Regions from separate parts of the Homo sapiens genome. Here region 1 is linked to region 2. The links are chromatin loops, found by intact Hi-C in ENCODE. Cell type or tissue: endothelial cell of umbilical vein. All regions are shown on one strand. Links, peaks and the distances in the headings refer to the core of each region. The heading gives the core; the rest is flanking DNA.

The links. A loop is a pair of places that touch in the nucleus more often than their neighbours do. Peaks named below come from ENCODE experiments on the same cell type or tissue, not always from the same donor. Only the 100,000 strongest peaks of a DNase experiment are listed, where the experiment ranks them.
Region 1: it touches region 2 in a loop (2.2-fold over the local background); 1 of 110 quality-filtered maps calls a loop at or near these places.

What each region holds. Positions count from the first base shown.
Region 1 is chr13:51,310,930-51,321,567 of GRCh38, reverse strand. No RefSeq gene overlaps it. Among named protein-coding and RNA genes, the nearest start is that of SERPINE3, 23 kb to the left of the region's middle. In endothelial cell of umbilical vein, for the core only: no CTCF peak of the experiment used is centred there; a DNase peak (open chromatin) is centred at 6,107; H3K27ac peaks cover 677 bases.
Region 2 is chr13:51,410,126-51,420,763 of GRCh38, reverse strand. The region is part of intron 4 of INTS6 (integrator complex subunit 6); the gene reads left to right. Among named protein-coding and RNA genes, the nearest start is that of INTS6, 38 kb to the left of the region's middle. In endothelial cell of umbilical vein, for the core only: no CTCF peak of the experiment used is centred there; a DNase peak (open chromatin) is centred at 5,833; H3K27ac peaks cover 300 bases.

The DNA.
Region 1 (10,638 bases), core at 3,852-8,851, 99 kb after region 2:
GATTAGTTATGCCTTTTTTATTTAGTGATTCAAAAGCCCAAAAGCCCTGGACTCCCTCATCCCAAGACACTGAGAGCCATCATTTAATATTGCCCCAAAGAGCTGATGATTTTAATCCAAGTGCTCTCTCCAAGGCTGCTAGCTCCTGCCAGCAGGGAAGAGGAGACTGGTTCTCCCGCTGTTGACTCTGTCCTCCCGTCTCTGGCTGCTCACCTTGTTTCACCCCCAGGATGGAGGTGCACAAACCTGCCACACTTTTGGGTCCCCTGGAGGAACTTTTAGAAACTACTGATACCTGGGCCCCATCCCAGCTCAACTGAGTCAGAATCTCTGGGGATGGGGTAGAGACATGGGTATTTTTTAATACCTAATGGGAGCTAGGTTTGAGGAACACTGATTGCTCAAAGCATGGTAAAGAAGTGTGTTATGGGTTAAACTGTATCGCCCCCTGCGAAAAGACATGTTGAGGTCCTAACCCCTCGCACCTCCGTATGTGCTCTTATTTGGAAACAGGGTCTTCGCAGATGTGGTCAAGTTAAGATGAGGTCACTGGGCTGACCCTAATCCCCTATGGTTGGTGTCCTCATAAGAAGGGGAAACTCAGGGACAGCACATGGGGGAAGGCCATGAGAAGATGAAGGCAGAGGTGGGGCAATGTCTCTACCAGCCAAGGAACACCAAGGATTGCTGCAAAGCAGCTGCAGTTAGGAGAGAGGCAAGGAACAGACCCTCCTTTACAGCCCTCAGGAGGATGAACCCCATCCACACCTTGATCTTGGACTTTTGGCCTCCAGAACTGTGAGACAGTAGCTTTCTGTTGTTCTAAGTCACCCAGTGTGTGGTACTATGCTATGGCAGCCCTAGGAAATGAATTCAAGGATTTATCACCCTGTTTGGAGATGTCCAGCCCTGTTGGCAGAGCCAGGGAGCTGCTTTGGGATGTGTGTAAACAAGGAGGCATTCCTCACAGGCCTCTCTCCTCCAGTCTGGAGATTCATGCCGGCAGTGAGCGTGTTACTGTAAAAAGTGTGGCCCATGCACCTGTCTCCTCCGGCCATTGTTCCAGGCACACCTGGCTTACTCCATGCCATCCAGACTCTGCTGCAGATCTACTGTCTTATCTCTGGAATTGGGTGTTGAGTCCTTCCACGCTGCCCTGCACTGGCCATTGATTGACTCCAGTGCCGCTATGGGCTGGCTCTATCTATACCCATGCCCTGTCCCTGTGCCTGAAACCCCAGCATGGCCTAAGCCTTGATTTCCTTCTTGCTCGGGCTTGGACAGGCCCTAAAAATGCCTGGGTCCCTCCCTCTGGTACCAAAGATAGGGGCTAGATCTGGTTTCTGGATATGGGACATCCTCACATCTACTGTGTTGGTCGTTGTCGGCCGTCCTCTGGCGGGAAGCCCACTTCAACTGGTTTCATAGGTGTGAACATCACAACACTTCTCTTTATGAAATAAACATCTCTAGTGACTGGTACTACAAGATGCATTCTCTGGCTTGCTTCTTCCAGCTAAAACTCCTCATGAAATCTACATGGATGGATGACATGCAGGAAGAAACATAAGCCATTTCTTCTCAGAGTTCACCATATCACTAAGAATGATCAGAATGATTGTGAAGCACCGGAAAACTCCTAAACATGAGAAAAAGAAGATAATTTAGAGTTTGTTTATCAGAGCATCCAGGTAGGAAGTAGAAAACACAGTTTGCCATTCAAATGTTTATTTTATAGATTTGAATGGAGGAAATGTAGGCCCTGAATTTTTCACTTCTTACCTGTTATTGCTGTTAGGTCTTAACAACTGTCTCCCCCTACCCTCCTCAACAGAAGTAACTGAAGCAAGGCACCTATGAACTCTGCCTTCCTGGCTCAGAAGCCAGTGCTGACCAGGTCAGTAAATACAGGAAGAATCTATCTCCCACCGTGGGTAAGAAATGGAGTCAGTCTTGCTATTGTTATCCTGAGAGCGTTGCTGGCCTGAGCCCTTGTTTGCTGAATGCCAGGGGCCTCGCCTGTAGGCAGTGGGGTGGAGAGGTTAAAGATGTGAACTTCAGAGTCACACCTGGGCTGGGTTGCTGATCTCTCTAGCTATGAGATCTTGGGTTGCTTCCTAAGTTCTCCAAGCCTCTGATTCCTCTGTAAAACAGGGGTAATAAAGACTTACCCCTTAAGGTTGCTGTGACGCTCAGGGGAGATGACTCCTAGAAAGCACTTGGCATAGAATAAATTCTCCACTAAGCAGTAACTACAACTGTCTTTAATGCCTCCCCTCTTCCTGTTACACGCTCCTTGTTCCTAGGGTTTCTGATGCTTCCATCTCAGGTACAGGCCCCATTCTGAGACCAGTGACTATCCCTGGATTCTGGCTGTGCTTGGTCTAAGTGATGACAGTTTACCTAGCTGTGATAGTTAATTTTGTGTGTCAACTTGCCTGGGGTATGAGATGTCCAGATACCTGGTTCAACATTCTTTCTGGGTGTGTCTGTGAGGGCATCTCCAGGAGGGATTAGCACTGGAACTGTTGAACTGTATAAAGCAGATGGCCCTCCCCAACGTGGGCGTGTATCATCCAATGCATTGTTAGCCTGAATCATAAAAAGATGGAGGAAGGTTGAAGTTGCTCTTTATCTGACTGCTTGGGCTAGGACATTGATCTCCAGCCCACGGTGCTCCTGTTTCTCAGGTCTTCAGATTTTGACCAAAATCTATACCATCAGCTCTCCCACTCTCAGACCTTCATTCAAATGACACCGCTGGCTTTCCTGGGTCTCCAGCTTGCAGACAGCAGATCTTGTGACTTAGCCTCCATAATTGTGTGAGCCAGTAGCTTATAATAAATCTCTTAATCTCACTCTCTCAATAGGTATGTGTGTGTGTGTGTGTGTGTGTACAGATAGATAGATAGATAGATAGATAGATAGATAGATAGATAGATAGATAGATGATAGATAGATAGATAATCTCCTATTGGTTCTGTTTGGAGGACACCAACTAGTACACTAGCCCTTGTCAAGGAGCTAGACTATGACTCCCGAAATCTCTTGGGTCTGCTTGGGACCCTACCTCAATCCAGATGGACCACAGAAAACTACAATGTATCCCCACCTGAATTCAGGTCTTACCCTTGCCCAGATAGACCCCTAAGGTGCCGTTATAGACAAAACACCAATTTGCAAAGTGAGGTAGGAACCTCAATAAACCCTTCTGAGCATGTGTGTCAAAATGATCCCCGGCCTCATGGGCTCATTTTAGCCTCTTCAGTGAATGGCCTGATGAGTCAGGATTATACAAACCCCAAGTCCTACTCAGTACTGGTCTCTTATTTCTTGTTTACCTGCCTGCCTCCACCAGACTGGGAGCAGCTTGTAACCAGGTCTTTCTTGTGTTTCTAACACAGAGCTAGGTTTCCAGCACATACTAAGTCCTCAGTAAATACTGGGCAAACACTAGAACAAGGTCCTGTGACCATCTCCCACTCACTGCTGTTGCCTACTTGGCCTGCACTTGTTGATTTTCTTTTTTTTTTTTTTAAATGAAGCACTTACTAGGTGCCAAGCACTTAGTTGAAAACTTTTTTTTTTTTTTTCTTAGAGACAGGGTGTTGATCGGTCACCCAGGCTGGAATGCAGTAGTGCAATCATAGCTCACTGTAACCTTGAACTCTTGGGTTCAAGGGATTCTTCCCCTTGGGCCTCCTGAGTAGCTGAGACTACAGGGACTCACAACCATGCCATGCTATATTTAAAAATTATTTTGTAGATATGGAGCCTTGCTATGTTGCCCAGGCTGATCTTGAACTCCTGGCCTCAAGTGATGCTCCTCCTCAGCTTCCCAAAGCACTGGGATTACAGGTGTGAGCCACCATTTCTGCCCTGGGTACTTCTTATGTATGGTGTTTTGTTTCATTCTCACAATAACCCTGTGAGGAAGGTTCTCTTATCCTCACTGGGCCAAGGAAGGCCCCTGAGACTCAGAGGTTGAAGAATTTGCTTAGATCACACTGCTAATGAGAGACAGAATCAGGCATCAGTTCTGACCTTTGCTTAGTTACTCAGTTCCTTTATTTTTGTTTAACTTTTGAAGATCTTAAACCACATCAATCCCAACTATACAGTCACCATGTTGAGGACAGGAGCCAAGTATAATATTTCCTTGAAATTCCCACAGTGCCAGGGGTAACTGATGAATAATCATTGATTGATTCCCATAAAAGGCCTTGATATCAGACAGCTGACCAGTCTTATGACAAGCTTTTCTCTTTGAGAAACTTCAGATCCACGAGTTGGCTCCAGGGATGAAAGCAAGTATTATGTTTGAGGATAGGATTGGGCATCAAGTCTGTAACCCTGGAACCTCAAGTTCATGGTTAAGGTTCTTAATACTTTTTAACCTTTGGTACCATGTAGACACAGAGACAGGCAGTCAGCATGGATTACGGGCGCCTCAATTAACCCCTACCTCTTAATATTTGGTCACTGTACGGAAGTGGGCTGCCAGGTACCGGAGATTAACCAGTCTGGATTATCTGCCTGGGCCAATTAGCTGGCCCAAGGTAGAACAGCGGAGTGTTCCTCAGCCCAGTGGAGCCAAGTGTAAGAAGTTGGAGCCATGGAATGTTGTGTGCAAGTAGAGGTCTTGAGAGGATTCTGTTCCATGTTGTATGAGCGTCTTACTTAGTTGGCTTGGGCTGCCATAACAAAATACCATAGATGGGGTGGTTTAAACAACAGAAATTTATTTTCTCACAGTTCTGGAGGCTAGAAGTCCAAGATCAAGCTGGGTTGATCAGCAGGGTTGGTTTCTTCTGAGGCCCCTCTCCCTGGCTTTTAGATGACTGCCTTCTCAATGGGTCCTCACATGGTCTTTCCCCTGTACCTGTCTCTTGTCCTAATCTCCTCTTCTTATAAGGATACTGGTCATGCTGGATTAGGGCCCAGCCTAATGACCTCGTTTTCACTTCATCACCTCTTTAAAGGCTCTGTCTCCAAATACAGTCATACTTTGAGGTGCTGAGGGTGACATATGAATTTCAGAGGGACACAATTCAGTCAACAACAGTGAGATTCATTGATATACCAAAAAGGGCTTGTAATGGATATACCACTCCAGCAATCACTATGGCATCTGGTATTGTAAGAGGGGCTTGTCTTCCATCATGGCGAGGTGGGCTTTAAGAAAGGGGCCTGTCTATACGATTTGACTTGGGAGCCAGCATGACACACTCAAGGTGCTGAAAGAGGCCAGTGTGGTGGGAATAGGGGAGCCGAACGCTGGACAGACTGACAGTACAGCAGGGAGTAACTACAGTAGTAGCCAAAGTAATTATTGATATATACACATACCACTGTATATAGTAGGTATATTAGTATGTATAGAGGTTATAGTGTATATATATGTGTGTGTGTGTATAGTACATATAGTGGCTATAGTAGAATAGCCCCTGGGTCCCTGGCTACTTTCTCCTCTGATCACAACCCTTCATTAAGCCCTGGACATGGTTTTGCACCACTTCTAACTGTACAGTGTTGTAGCCACCTTGGAGCTTTTCATCCACCCAGCTCACCTCATTTTGCAGTAATGACAGCCCCCAGGAAAAGCACAGATTGGATTAGCGCACCGTACTGTTATTTCAGCACCCTGGGGATTCACAGCTGTGATTCACAGCTGTGAAAAGCAAAAGCTGGTTCAGCCCCACTCACTTTCTTCAAATCAGCAATGACCTAAGCAAATAACCCCCAGTGCCCGGGATATTTAGCTGGAGTCAGTGCTTTGAAAACTGAAAGGCCACGAACAAGAATGAAAATTTTACGGTTCCCAACAGCTGAAGCTGAGAGCCAGAATTTATGGATTTGTCCATGTGGCCTTCTAGAGCTCAAATTTCTCACAGAAATTGCCAAATTGTTTAAATGCAAATGCTATAGCTGTTCCAGTCTCCCTAGAGAATTTTATTTTATCATGAGACTAAAGTTTGTGGATCCTGTCCTCATCTAACATTTTCAAGTCAAACTTCAACACAATGGAATGCATTTTGAGCTCCTGAGAGGGGTAAGGCGCAACGTGGAATTCCTTAAGGAGTTCAGGAGTAGCAAAGGGGAAGTCACATGCTCCCAGCAGCCCATGAAAGGCACTCACAGAGGAAGCCCAAAGGAAGTATAAGCATATGGAAGGGAGAGATTAATTCTGATGTCTCTGTATGTCTGTGTGTGTGTGTGTGTGTGTGTGTGTGTGTGTGTGTGTGTGTAGGGGGTTGAGGGAAGCAGGGTATTCAATGAAGCATCTCTTCCTTCTGGGGAGAATGTGGGAACTAGATTTCAGACTTTCTTTGCTTTGTGTTGCTTTTTGGAATGAGACATTTTGGAGGGTGGGGGAGGAGAGTACGCCCCAAGGAAACTCTTTGCGTTTGTGCTTGAGAGAAATGATCATGCAGGTGAGGAGAACGAGACCTCAAGAGGCAAAGCTGACTAAAGATGTTAAAACAAAAAGGAGCTGGGGAGGAGGTAAGGTAGTGATTACCTGTGGGTGGGTTGGTTTGAGAGGGCTTCTCAGAGAATCAGGACCCACTCTACAGTTAACACAGAGCAGGGCCCGGGTGAGGTGGCATCAAACAAATGGGTGGAAACACTGGCTGAAACACGTCATTTAAAATAACACATGGACTTGGTGAAAGTGAATAGTACTGTTTTTTTTTTTTCAGATATTGATTTTATTTTACTAGATGGGCAGTTCAGCAATATTTTTTGTGTGTTATTAAGCATTTTTGCTCATTTTCTCGCATACTGAAGATTTTTTTTCTTCCAACTTTTTTTTTTTTTTTTTTGAGACGGAGTCTCGCTCTGTCGCCCAGGCTGGAGTGCAGTGGCGTGATCTCGGCTCACTGCAAGCTCTGCCTCCTGGGTTCACGCCATTCTCCTGCCTCAGCCTCCCAAGTAGCTGGGACTACAGGCGCCCACTACCACACCTGGCTAATTTTTTGTATTTTTAGTAGAGACGGGGTTTCATCGTCTTAACCAGGATGGTCTCGATCTCCTGACCTCGTGATCCACCCACCTCGTCCTCCCAAAGTGCTGGGATTACAGGCGTGAGCCACCACGCCCGGCCTCTTCCAACTTTTATTTTAGGTTCAAGGGGTACATATGCAGGCTTGTTACATGGGCAAATTGCGAATCACTGGGGTTTGGTGTACAAATGATTTTGTCACCCAGGTAGTGAGCATAGCACCCGATGAAGAGTTTTTCCGTCCTCACCCTCCTCCCAGCTCCACCCTCAAGGAAGTCCCGGTGTCTGTTGTTCCACTCCTTGTGTCCACGTGTATTCACATATTGAAGATTTTTTAATAGCTTTGGAGGTTATTGTTTTTATAATATTTTATTTCCAATTTACTTTCAGCCAATTGTATCTCTTTTACTTGCTGGTCATTGTTTTCATAAATTCTTAAAATTTTCTAATCACTTACTCAGGTTTTTGTATCATCTGCAAAATGCTTGATTTCATATAAAACCAATTTTGTCTAAAAATTATTTGAAATTGTTAATTCATTTTTGACTAATGGGATAACAACTGTCCCAGTTTGCCTGGGACTGAGGGGATTTCCCAGGACATGGAGCTTTCAGTGCTCAAACTGGAGAATTCTGAGCAAATTGAGATTGTGGCCACCCTAGGTGGCATTGCCAGCTTGGCAGAGATGGCCACTGTCCTCCACACATCATGACACATTCTTGCCCAGCCACTCTTGCATCTTAAGTTTGGCTGTGTGGCTGGTTCCTGTCAATGGCTGTAATGTGAGCAGCAAAGCAGAAGCAGGCTCTTCTCTCCCTTCTCCTTCTATACAACATGGACGTTGACACCCAAGGCAATCTTGCAAATGTCAGGTATTGAAGATGGCAGAGCCTCTGTGGATCTGGGTTTCTGAGTGACTGCATGTGGCCCAGGACCTCACCATCTGCCCCACCAACACCACCATGGGGCTTCACAAAATCAAGAAACAAGCTTCTGCCGGGTGAAAGCAGTGAGATGTCAGCAGATGTTCTAGCAGTTGGTGCTATCATTATTACTATATCTACCCAACATTTTAAGCCATATTTTTACTCTTTTGATTTTATATTCTTTTTATAATTAAAAAGGCTAGGGAGTTCCAAATAAATGTTGTTGCAAACATTGCTTTAAACATTCCATGATATTCTACAGCCACAATTTGATCCAACTTTTGCTGTCAGATTTGACGCTACAGTGGAAAGACAGACTCCACCACATAGATTCAGGCTCAGTGTGGACTTTGGCAGAGAATTCTCAGAACTAGAGTGGTGGACAGTCAATAAGGAAAGAATGCCTGGCAGATTTCTCATCTGAGAGGGGCTAGGGTGAAGGAAGGATATAAGATCACTAAAGGTAATAGTTTTCCTTCCATGCAACCTACAAAATAACGTATTTATTAGCCCTTCCCCTAAGCTCAGGAAAACTGTATGTAAACTGCCTCTTGACTTCAAATCTAGAATTTCTCTAGAAAGCTAAGTCAGGCTGACAGCTCTGTAAATACCCAGGGCATCCACAGTCACTTTGTCAACCAGAATTTCACCTGTATTTTTAAAATCCTAAGGATAAGAATACTCCCATTGGCCAGGCACAGTGGCTCATGCCTGTAATCCCAGTACTTTAGGAGGCTGAGGTGGGCAGATCACTTGAGGTCAGGAGTTCCAGACGAGCTTGGCCAATATGGTGAAACCCCCTCTCTACTAAAATTACAAAAATTAGCCAGGCGTGGTGGTGCACTCCTGTAGTCCCAGCTACTTGGGTAGGCTGAGGCACGAGAATTGCTTGAACCCAGGAGGCGGAGGTTGCAGTGAGCCAAGATTGCACCACTTGCACTCCAGCCTGGGTGACAGAGCAAGAGTCTATCTCAAAAAAAAAAAAAAAAAAAAAAAAAAAAGCTCTCATTTATGAATTGAATGAGACAATGTATTTTCAAATGCCCAGCAATACCTGACAGAGTAGATGCTCCATAAATATTATTATTTTCTGTCTTTCTTTGCAAAAAATGATAGCATTAATTTTTTTCCCTTTTACTCACATAATTCAGCAGTTCTAAGGTGGTGTATCAGTTTGACTCCTTGGAGACGCATATGCTAAGATGAAGTTAGACGTGCAAGAGATTCACTGGGGGAAGTATCTGGGATGAACAAAGGAAAGAAGGGGCAGGAGGTGGCGCAGAGAGCCATCAGACTATAATACTGGCCTGACACCTGGGAGAGGAGAAAGGGAAGGAGAAAAGATTGGGTAGGGAGAGCTTGAGAGTTTGCAGCTGTGAGAAAGTCTTGGGTAACAATGGGGAGCTCCAGAGCAAAGACTGCTTGTTAGAGGATCCTGCATTGGGCAGGAATGTTCTGGCTCTAAAATCCCACTGTGCCCAGTCATTGTCTGGGAGCAGCCCAGGGAGAGCATGGCCTTGTGTGAGCTGCTTTGTATCCCGAAGGGGCAGCAGCTGACAGCCAGCTATACTGCCTGCAACAAGTTCTCTCTGCAAGGGAGAGTTGAACCATGCGTTCCTGTAGTTGCCAGGAATATAAGGGAAACTTTTTTTCTCCAAATGCACAGAAGAACAACACTAACCTCTACTATTATTTTTTATTTTTTTGAGACAGAGTACCACTCTGTCGCCCAGGCTGGAGTGCAGTGGTGCAATCTCAGCTCACTGCAACCTCCACCTCCCTGGTTCAAGCAATTCTCCTGTCTCAGCCTCCCGAGTAGCTGGGATTACAGGCACATGCCACCATGCCCGGCTAATTTTTGTATTTTTAGTAGAGATGGGGTTTCACCATATTGATCGGGCTGGTCTCAAACTCCCGACCTCAGGTGATCCACCCACCTCAGCCTCCCAAAGTGCTGGGATTACAGGCATGAGCCACTGCACCTGGCCGACTTCTACTATTATTGTCTGTTGAGGTTTTCATACAGATTTCAGCTTATAGCTAAAAACCAAACTTTCAATAAGTGAACAAAAAAAGCCCCGCTAGGACAGATTGGGTTTTGTGACATAGCCAGCAGGTGGAAAAGCCTCCCATGTAATGAAAACCAAAGCAGCACGGCAGCTGTGCAGCCTTGAGAATTCAGGAGCTGTGTGGCATATGCTGGGTTAATTTCAAGCCCTCCAAATGAGATTGCAAAGTGTGTCACTCAGCAGAGGTTCCATCACTGAGTGAATAAAGTCTTATAATTAATTCTCCACTTTTAAGATGTAAAATGAGAAGTTCACTGAGGCCTTGAGCATGTTGGGAGAATGACAGCACTTGAGGATTAGCAAGCAGACTGAGGCTTAGGAAGATTTTTGGGGAAAACCTATTTTTGTTTTCCATGCCCTGAAGAGACAATGGTTTAAAGGGGAGTTAATGGGGGATTTAGAGAAAGGGCTTTGTTTCCAGAGTTTTCATTGGCTCAGGTTACTGGGCTGATCTGGATGTCAGTGTCTTTAGTATAAAAAACCCTGTATAATATAAAAATCACCCTGCTCTGTTAGTTCTAATCTTTATGTGGGAGACTGACAAGTTCACATTTTAAATTGATAGTGAATACATGGTATGGGTCCAAGTTTTGTGGGGCCTGAAGTTTAAATAATTTGGGGTGTACTTTATAGAAAAAAG
Region 2 (10,638 bases), core at 3,848-8,847:
TTTTTTTAATTTAGCTAGCAAGGTATTCTCTTGATTTGTATATTTATTAGATACCAGTTATTTGGTATTACCAATTATCAGGGTTTGGAAGGATAAGTTTGCATTTGCTTTGTCTGTTATAATAACCTTTTTTAAAAAAACATAGCTACCTTTGAACCAAGTTTGGATTTATGTAGCTCGTATTTTATTGCATTCTGTTGAAGAATATTAGTACTACCTGCATCATTTCAATGACATTTTTAGCACCAGAAAAAGATTCTCCAGAGATGTTTTGAGTATTTTGGAAAAAGTTTAATTCTGGGCCTCTTTCTCTGTGATTTGAAGCACTCACAGAACTCAGTTATTCATGTAATAACATTGATTGCTAATAACGTTGATTACTAAATTTAAATGCTAAAGCTTGTCCTAAGACTTAACTTTTTTTTTTTAAATGAACCACCTATATTAGTAAAAAAAAAAAAAAATTAAGTATGTACCATTCCCAGTGTATGCACATTTTTAAATTTAGAAATTATATATGTGACTACTGCATTAATATTATTATGTTAAAAACATATATTAAAATAGAACTTTAAAAAGATGAGAGGAAAAAATTTATACAAAGGAAATTCTGATCTTTGCTTCTTGAATAACATGGATCATGATTTATACTAGGGGTCAGCAAACATTTTCTTTGAAGGGCCAGATAGTGAACATTTTAGGTTTTTCAGCCTGTATAGTGTGTACTGGAACTATTCCACTGTTGGAGGGCAAAAGCAGCCATAGACAGTATGTTAAATGAGTGAGAGTGGCCGTGTTCAATAAAATTTTATTTACAAAAAATAGGCTCTGGGCTGGATTTGGTTGGTGGGCTATAGTTTGCTGATCGCTGGTGTATACCCTGTTTTGTAGACTACTGTTCTAGACCTTGGAGTTGTATTGTACTACTTCTGTTAGATCCTTTTCACATTAGTTTTAGAGAGTGGACTTTATGGAATTGATTTTTCCTTTATGAAGTGGGTAGAACACCACTAGTAGAGAGTATTCAGTTAAAGTGAACAGATGCTTATTGAACAGTAGTGAAGTTCAGATGCAGGGTTAGGTACTGGCTCATGAGTTTGATATGAGAGGTACAGTTATGGCATAGTGTAAGATGTAAAATTATTAAAGCACAAGCTAATAAGATGGTACAGTTGAGAAAGTGAGGCCGGAGCTGGCTCTAGGAAATGTCTTGAGTTGGATTTTGAAAGGTTAATTCAAGTTTGTGAAGTAGATGTATGCAAAGACATAAAGGTCACTGAAGAGAGTTTGGGAGAACTGTATGTACCTCAGTATTGATAGCTGGCAAAGTGTTCAAGAAAAACAGCAGCAGGAAATGAGACTAGATAGATTGGCATGGCACGTCCTATATTCTCTGCCAAGGAGTTTCGACTTTGTCTTACAGATTGATGAAAACCTTATAGATTGAACCTTACAGATGGGAACCTTATGGATTGAAGAGATTTTAGTAGAGGAGAAAGTTATTAGATTTGCATTTTAGAAAGAAGTAGCGTGGACTATACAAAGAGCAGGTTTTTTTGGCACCTCATCTGTTTTCACTTCCTCATAAAAGAGGACATGATTGTAGGTTGAACTATACCAGACATAAAATTAAGAAACTTGGAGTGCTATTTAGCAATAAAAAGGAATGAATTGTGACATGCTACAACATGGATGAACTTGAAAAACATTACCCTAGATGCAAAGGACCTCATATAGCATTATTCCATTTATATGGAATGTCCATAAAGTTGATTAGTGCTTGCCTGGAAGTGTTTGGGAGACTGACTGCAAATGGGCACAGGGATCTTTTTAAGATGTTGGAAATGTTCTAAAACTGCATGGTGGTGATGGTTGTACAACTCTGTAAATTTACTAAAACTCGTTGAACACATAAAATGGATGAATTTCTCAATAAAGTTGTTAAAAAATTAGAAAGACTTTACCTTTGCAATTTGTTGGGGTAAAACTTTGTTGAAGAAAGTATTTCAGTATTGCAGGTTGTCAAGTGATTGCTCTTTCCTCTGAACAAATATTGACCTTAAACTACTAGAAGCTAAAAAAAAGTTTTGATTTTTTAATCAAAAATTCCTTTTGGATGTACATTGGATATTCCTAAGGATACACATTTTTAACTGTGGAGTGTAACAATAGGAACTAACAATAAATAATTGGGTTGGCATTAAGTTTTATGGGATTCACTTTGACTTTAATAATTTTTTTTGAGACAGGATCTTGCTTTGTTGCCTAGAATTTCTTAATTTTCCTTTCCTTAATAAATATGATATGAGGAGAACCTTCTTCATTGCTTATATTGGATAATAGTATTAAAGTTAGAAATAGCCTAAGGGAAATTTACTTGATTTTTTTTTTTCAAGGAAATATACTAAAGAAAAAGCTGATATAGGATGCTTTTAAATTTATAAATTGTTTCCTCATAATCTTAACAGTTATAGGAAATGAATAAAGAGAATGCAAAACAATTGGAAAATGGTTAATTTCATTCAATAAATATGTATTTAGGGCTTACCATGTGCCTAGGCACTGTTCTTAGAAACAGATTGTGAAGGACTGTTACTGTATTACTTTCTTTTATTCCTGGCTACTAAAATAATGTATGAGGTTGAGCTTAATTATTTTAAAAAATGTGTAAACTTAAGTGTTTAACTTTTATTGTTTACAAGGTAATTTCACATCTCCTGTAATTCTCAATTCTGTGACGGTGAGGAAAATGTCTTAGTAAGGCTGATTTCTACCTAAGAGGCAGAGCTAGGACTTGACTGTTTGTTTTATTTTTTCAGGTCCATTGCTCTTTACACTCTAGTGTGGGATTAAAAGAAAAAAACAAGCAACAGTATTGTACTGCATAAGGACAGTCATATAGGTCAGTGAGATAGAATTGAGAGTCTAGCAGCAAAACACATACATTTATAGTCAGTCGATTTTTGACAAGAGTTAAGACAGTTTAATGAGAAAAGAATAATTTTCTGGCCGGGTGCAGTAGCTCACGCCTGTAATCCTAGCACTTTGGGAGGCCAAGGCAGGTGGATTGCCTGAGCTCAGGAGTTCGAGACCAGCCTGGCCAACCCGGTGAAACCCCATCTCTATTAAAAAATACAAAAAATTAGCCGGGTGTGGTGGCATGCGCTTGTAATCCCAGCTACTCGGGAGGCTGAGACAGGAGAATGGCTTGAACCTGGGCGGTGGAGGTTGCAGGGAGCTGAGATCGCGCCATTGCACTCCAGCCTGGGTGACAGAGCAAGACTCCGTCTCAAAAAAAAAAAAAAAAAAAAGAATTTTCTTAGCAAATGGTTTTGGGCCAACTGAATATGCATGCACATGCAAGAGAATGAAATTGAACCTCTACCTTATATGCAAAAGTTAGATCAAAATGGATCAAAGACCCAAATATAAGAGCTAAAACTTAGAAGAAAACATAGGCTTAATCTTCCTGACCTAGGATTAGGCAAGTTTTAGTTAGACATGACACCAGAAGCACAAAGAACAACTAGACAAATTGGACTTCAGAATTAAAAACTTTTGTTTCAAAGGATACTGTCAAGAAAGTGAAAAGATAGTAACAGAATGAGAGAAAATATTTGCAAATCATTTATCTGTGAAGGGCATGATATCCAGAATATATAAAGAACTGTAACAACATAAAAATAAAAAGACAATCTAATTTAAAAATGGTCAAAGGATTTGATTAGACATTTCTCCAGAGAAGATACATAAATGGCTAGTAAGTACATGAAAAGATGCTCACCATCATTAGTCATGAGGGAAATGCAGATTATAACCATAATGAGATAGCAGTTTACACCTACTATGACATATAATAAAAAAGATGGACAGTTACAAATGTTGGTGAGAATGTAGAGAAACTGTAACCTTCATACTTTGCTAGTGAGGATGTAAAATGATGCAGCTGCTTTGGGAAATAGTTTGGTGGTTCTTCAAAAAGTTAAACATAGAGTTACCTTATGCTAACTCCAATAATTCTATTCTGGGGTATATACCTAAAGAAATGAAAACATGTCTACACAAAAACCTGTAAGTGAACATCATATTAATGTCATTCATAATAGCCAAAAGGTGGAAACAACACAAATGTCTATTACCTGATGAATGGATAAACAAAATATGATACATCCATACAATGGAATATTATTCAGCCTTAAAAAGGAATACAATTCTCTCACATAGTGCAACATGGATGAACCTTGAAAACTAAGTGAAAGCCAGACACAAAAGGCTACTTGATGCAAATTTCCATTTATATGAAGTGTCTAGAATAGGCAAATCCATAGAAACAGAAATAAGTGGTTGCCAGAGGCTTGGGATAAGGGTAGGATGCTAATGTATATAGAAGGGTTTCATTTTCAGGTGATCAAAATGTTCTGAAAGTAGACAGTGGTGATGATTGTACAACTCTGACTTCCTGGTTCAGCCACTTTAAATAGATGAATGAAACAAATAGAAGAACTTGTATCTTTACTCTCATACACCCACACTATTTTCCTCTCTGGTGCCTATCTTCTCTATTTCCTTTTGCAACAAATTTAGAGATCATTTCTGTTATCTCCTTGACTTCTCTACCTCCTTTTAAATCTATTACAGTCTGACTTTTGATTCTACCTTTGTTAATAAGATCACTAATAATGTCCTTATCTTCCAAATCCAAATTTGCTTTTTAGTTTTTCTTTCATGATGTTTTGCCAGCACTATTGAACACTGTTTTTTAAAGCTTCTCTTGACTTCTGTGTTTACACTTTCCTGGCTCTGCTTTGGCTTTTTGTTTTGTTTTAATTTCCATCCTTGACCTTAGTGTATTTGCCTGTCCCTGAGTGTTACTGGTTTAGTTTTAGATTTTCTTACACGTTTACTGACATACTCTTGGACAATTTCATTCCCGTGGCTTTATCCGTGTTCATCTGCACAGAAGTGTGTGTATTTGGCCTAAAAGGCTTGGTGACTCAACTTACTCTCAAATAGTTTGTCAAATATTAATAATTATATATTACTCTACTACTCCATTTTCATGCTGCTGGTAAAGACATACCCGAGACTGGGCAATTAATAAAAGAAAGAGGTTTAATGGACTTAAAGTTCTACATGGCTGGGGAGGCCTCACAATCCTGGTGGAAGGCAAGGAGGAGCAAGTCATGTCTTACATGGGTGGCAGCAGGCAAAGAGAGAGAGCTTGTGCAGGGAAACTTCCTGTTTTTAAAACCATCAGATCTTGTGAGACTTATTCCCTATCATGAGAACAGCATGGCAGAGACCCATCCCCATGATTTAATTACCTCCCATGGGGGTTTCTCCCACAAAATGTGGGAATTGTGGGAGTTACAATTCAAGATGAAATTTGGATGGGGACACAGCCAAACCATATCAATCACCATTATTATTATTGTTATTATATAAAAGAGAAAGAAGTAAATGTGACAAAATGTAAACTGTCTATGAATCTAGATGAATGGGACCCTGGAGCTCATAGTACAATCACTGCAACTTTTCTGTGAGATTGAAATTTTTCAAATAGAGAGATTTTTAAAGAATTTTTTTTTTAAGTGAACGGTTCTGTGCCATTTAGTACATCCTTTCCTTTAAAAAAAAAAACTCTCATACTTGTCAGGGTATTAAGTTGCTATAACAGAATGCAGTAGTTCTTTAATTGTGAGTTTCTTATATATTCTAGGATAGGCAGATCTGTTTAGTATACCTTTTTCCACTGCATCATTTCAGTTTGGATATTCTTGACTTTCGAATTGTTCTTGGAAATAATTAGAAAGAAGTAGGGATTGGGATTGTTGGACGGTGAAATCATAGGGAGAGAAAGGAAGTTGAGGAATTCAATCTTGAGTCTTAGAACTGTGTGTGTGTGTGTGTGTGTGTGTGTGTGTGTGTGTATAGAAGAACTACATACATACATATATAGAAGGAAGAAACGGAAATGAATCTATAAAGGCCTGATAGTACTTACATATTTTCTTGTTATTGTCTGTTATGTTATGAATAGGACCTGCGGCTGTATTATATTTGAGAAATAGGATTTAAGAAATACCCACTCAGTTTCACCAAAAATGTTAAAATTTTATTTGCTTTAAAAAAAGCTTTTATTAAGCTTCTTTTCCATCTACATTATCCAAGCAAATCTGAATAATTGGGACTAGAGTTGGACTAGATGTTGGAGGGACCAACTTTCTATTTATTAAATCACGGAAAGATTTAGCATTAGTTTGATTAGAATGGGTGCTTTCCTGCCCTTAACACACATACAGTGCCTCTTTGAATGCATATTTTCTGCAACAAAGAAAAACAAATTAACAAACAACTAGTTGAACCTTCAAGGATTCTGAAAAGCTTCTGGCAAGGTATATTTTTTAGGATATTGGTTCAGCTTCTCTATTGGGACAAAAATAGCTGGTTTAAAAATACAGAAGGCTTTTCCTTTCACATCAAAGATAGAACTGGTAGTAGTCAGGGAAGTGGAGTGGTTCTGCTCTAAGCTATTGTCTAGGGTTCCAGGTTTCTTCTACTTTGTTCCTCTATCTTTGCTTTTATCTGAATGGTTGATGCTGGTTTCACAGCACATCATACAACTGGATTTCAGCCTGTGGGAAGGAGTAAAGGCACACAGCTTCCTAATATAAGCATGACCTAAAACATAAATGACGTTGCAATGAGACTCCATCAACTAGAATTTGGCCACACTTAGCTGTAAGGCAGAGTGGAAACTAATCCCTGCTTGGGTGGCTGTGAGTCCAGTTAAAATTTGGGGGGTTTAATTAGTAGAAGGAAGGAGAGACTAGATGTGGACGGGCAGTTATCAGAAATTAAAGGGGTGATAAAGTAAGCTTGAAAGCTTCTTTGCTTTCTAGTGTGACAGCTTGTTCTGAGCTTATCTTGTACATTTTTGCTTCAGACCTGAAATCAGGTCAGGTTCCATGTATTAGGACGTGGTATATGGAAACCATAGCATGGGTTTTAGAAAAGGGTGCATTGCCATTGAGTTAATCATCATTTTCAGGCTTTTTCAGTACAGAGCTAGGAAATATTTTTTTCTGAAAGAGAAAATAGGTCATGAATCCATACTACTATTTGCATTTCACTTTTAAGGTAGATATTTAAAATGTTAAAGAATGTGTTTCTGTCATAAAAACCAAAGTTTGATTCCTGGTTCTGCAACTTATTAGAGGTATAATTTTTTTGCTCATTTTGAGTTTCAGTTTTCTCATCTTTACAATGGGGATAATAACTACATCTCATGGTTGTCATATGATTAAATGAGATAAGTGCTCAGAAATTTTTACTGATTTTATTATTCTCTATCACAATACAAAAAGGAGAGACCCCTAATTCTTCTTACAGGGGTTAGAGAAGACTTAGAGACACTTGTGCCATCAGGGAAGATTGAATTTTAAATGGGATATGGAGGTTTAGTGAGAAGAAATACCCAGGTAAGGGACCCAGCAGAGGCTGTGATCTGCATTTGTCAAGGCTGGTGCATAGGATTCTATTTTGACCCTTTAAAAAAAAAACTTTTTTCTTATAGTATTTATCATAGTGTGTAATTAAGTAGTAGTTTGTGTGCTTATTTGCTTACTGTCTGACTGCCTTTCTGTCCCACAGTGACAAGGAAGGACTATCCTGTCTTTCTTTTTGATTACCATTATACCTTCAGTACCTGCCACATAATAGTCACACAGTTGCTGTTCAGACCCTGAATAAAATTTTGAAGCATTTATAAATATCACGAAATTTCGCATTTGATTATATACATAAATAATTCTGCACTTATTTCAGTGTTACCTACTGAGGGTTGCCTACTAGTTGATCTAGTTTCTTCCAAGTCAATAACTTTAATTACTCTGGAGAATTTTGCACACTTGATAGCATTAGTTCTTTATCAATTTTTATTGAAAGTAAATGAATGAATTTGCTGGTGTTCCAGTCTGTTTGGATCAGATTCTGAGCCACAATGTGGATATACTGGTATGTTGTGAAATGTGTGCCAAGTAATTTATTGTTAACAAGAGTTTAAAGTACTTCAGGTATCCCTTATAATGAAACCACTCTGGTTTTTCCATTTTATTATGTTGCCTTAAGAGGGAGAGAGCTGCACATACAGGTTATTCTCCCAAGAATTACCTGTAGTACTCCCATGGGAGAGAGAGAGCTCACGTGTGCGCTTGTGAGCCTCAGCACCTCTGTGCTGCATCTTTTGTGTCCGCATGGAAAGATTCAGAATGAGAATTCTCACCTGGATCTTTAGGGAAGTATTCTGAGAAAGGAGGCAGCATGGTACAATATAAGACACTAGATCCTAAGTCAAATGGCATTTGCATTCTAGAACCTTTTCTTGTTTGGCTACTAAATACATGACACTCACATTTTGCATATGCTTATTTTTGTTGTTGTTATTGTCCCCTTTGTTGAGGTATAATTTATATATAATGAAACAGCAATTTCAAGTGTAAAACTTCATGAATTCTGACAAATGTTAAGTAATGTATTTAATACTACAACAATAGTATAAAATATATGTTACTCCAAAGAAATTTTCTCATTTCCCTTTGTAGTTCCTATCACCCTCCCTTGACAACTGACCTGCTTTCTGTCACTATTGTTTTGTCTTCTCTAGAATTTGGAATTATACAGTGGACACAAAAAATTATACACTGTATATAATATGTGGCTGGCTTCTTTAGCATAATGCTCTTGAGATTCATTCTTGCTGCATATGTCAGTAGATTGTTTCTTTTTATTGCTGAGCCATATTCCATTGTATGGCTATACTACAGTTTGCTTATCCATTCACCAGAGGGAACATTTGGGTTTTTTGACCATTATGAATAAGCTACTGTGAACATTGGTATACAAGTCTTTTTGTAGACCTATGTTTTATTTCTTTTGGGTGTATACCTACGAGCATAATTGGTGGGTCATATGATAAGTATATATCTAGCTTTATAAGAAACTGCAAAATTGTTTACCAAAGTGTTTGTACTATTTTGTATTCCAACCAGGAATGTATGAGAGTCCTAGTTACTCTACGTCTTTCCAACACTTGAATTTTTTCAGTTTTTAAAGTTTTATTATCTCTTTTTGGTTTTAGTTTGCATTTCCCAAGTAACTAAATATATTGAAAATCTTTTCATGTGTTTCTTTTCTTTTCTTTTTTTTTTTTGAGATGGAGTCTCACTCTGCCACCCAGACTGGAGTGCAACGGCACGATCTCAGCTCACTGCAACCTCTGCCTCCTAGGTTCAAATGATTCTCCTGCCTCAGCCTCCCGGGTAGCTGGGGTTACAGGTGCCCGCCACCATGCCCAGCTAATTTGTGTATTTTTAGTAGAGACGGGTTTCACCATGTTGGCCAGGCTGGTCTCGAACTCCTGACCTCAGGTCATCCACCCTCCTCAGTTTCCCAAAGTGCTGTGATTACAGGCGTGAGCCACTGCACCTGGCCCATGTGCTTGCTTGCTTATTTATTTATTTATTTATTTATTTATTTATTTATTTATTTTTGAGACAAAGTCTCACTCTGTCACCCGGGCTGGAGTGCAGTGGCGCGATCTCGGCTCACTACAACCTCTGCCTCCCGGGTTCAAGCAATTCTCGTGCCTCAGCCTCCCGAGTAGCTAGGATTACGGGCACCCGCCACCACACCCAGCTAATTTTTTTTATTTTTAGTAGAGACGGGGTTTCACTATGTTGGCCAATCTGGTCTCAAACTCCTGACCTCAGGTGATCCACCTGCCTCTGCCTCCCAAAGTGCTGGGATAACAGGTGTGAGTCATGGTGCCCAGCTCCATGTGCTTATTTTCTATCTGTATCTCTTTGGTCAAGTGAGCATCCTGACCTCTTGGCTGTTTTTTATTGGATAGTCTGTCTTCTTGCTAATGAGTTATAAGAATTTTTTACATATTCTGGATAGGATACAAGTTCTTTATTAGATATATGTTTTTCAAATACTTTCTCCCAGTCTTTAGCTGCCTTTTTATATTTTAGAGTGTCTTTTGAAGAGTAAAGTTTTATATTTATTTTTTCTTTTTAGTTTGTGTTTTCTGTGTCTTATTTAAGAGATCTTTTCCTAGTCTGAGATACTAAGGATTTTCTCCTGTATTTTCTCCAAGGAGCTTTATAGTTTGTGCCCTTACTTTGAGAGAAATAATTCATTTAGAATTTCTGTGTATGATGGGAGGAAAGTGTTGAGGTTTATTTTTGACATATGGATAATTAATTGTATCAGCATTTTTATTGGAGAGATTATCATTTCCTCATTGCTGAAGCATCTTTATTGAGTCAATTAGCCATGTTTTTGTGTGGCTGTTTCTGGACTTTCTATTCTGTTTTGTTGATAACCTGTGTCTTCGGCAATACAACATGGTGTCAACTACTGTGGTTTTATAACGAGTTTTGAAATCATTTAGTTAAGTCTCCAACTTTGTTTTTATCCAAATTGCTTTGTTTATTCTAGGTCCTTTGAGTTTACATGTAAATTTAGAATCAGGTTTATTAGTTTTTATAAGAAAGCTTACTGCAATTTTTATTGGAATTACATTGAATCTATAAATCAGTTTGAGGGAAAAATGACACTTTTTACCTTATTGGC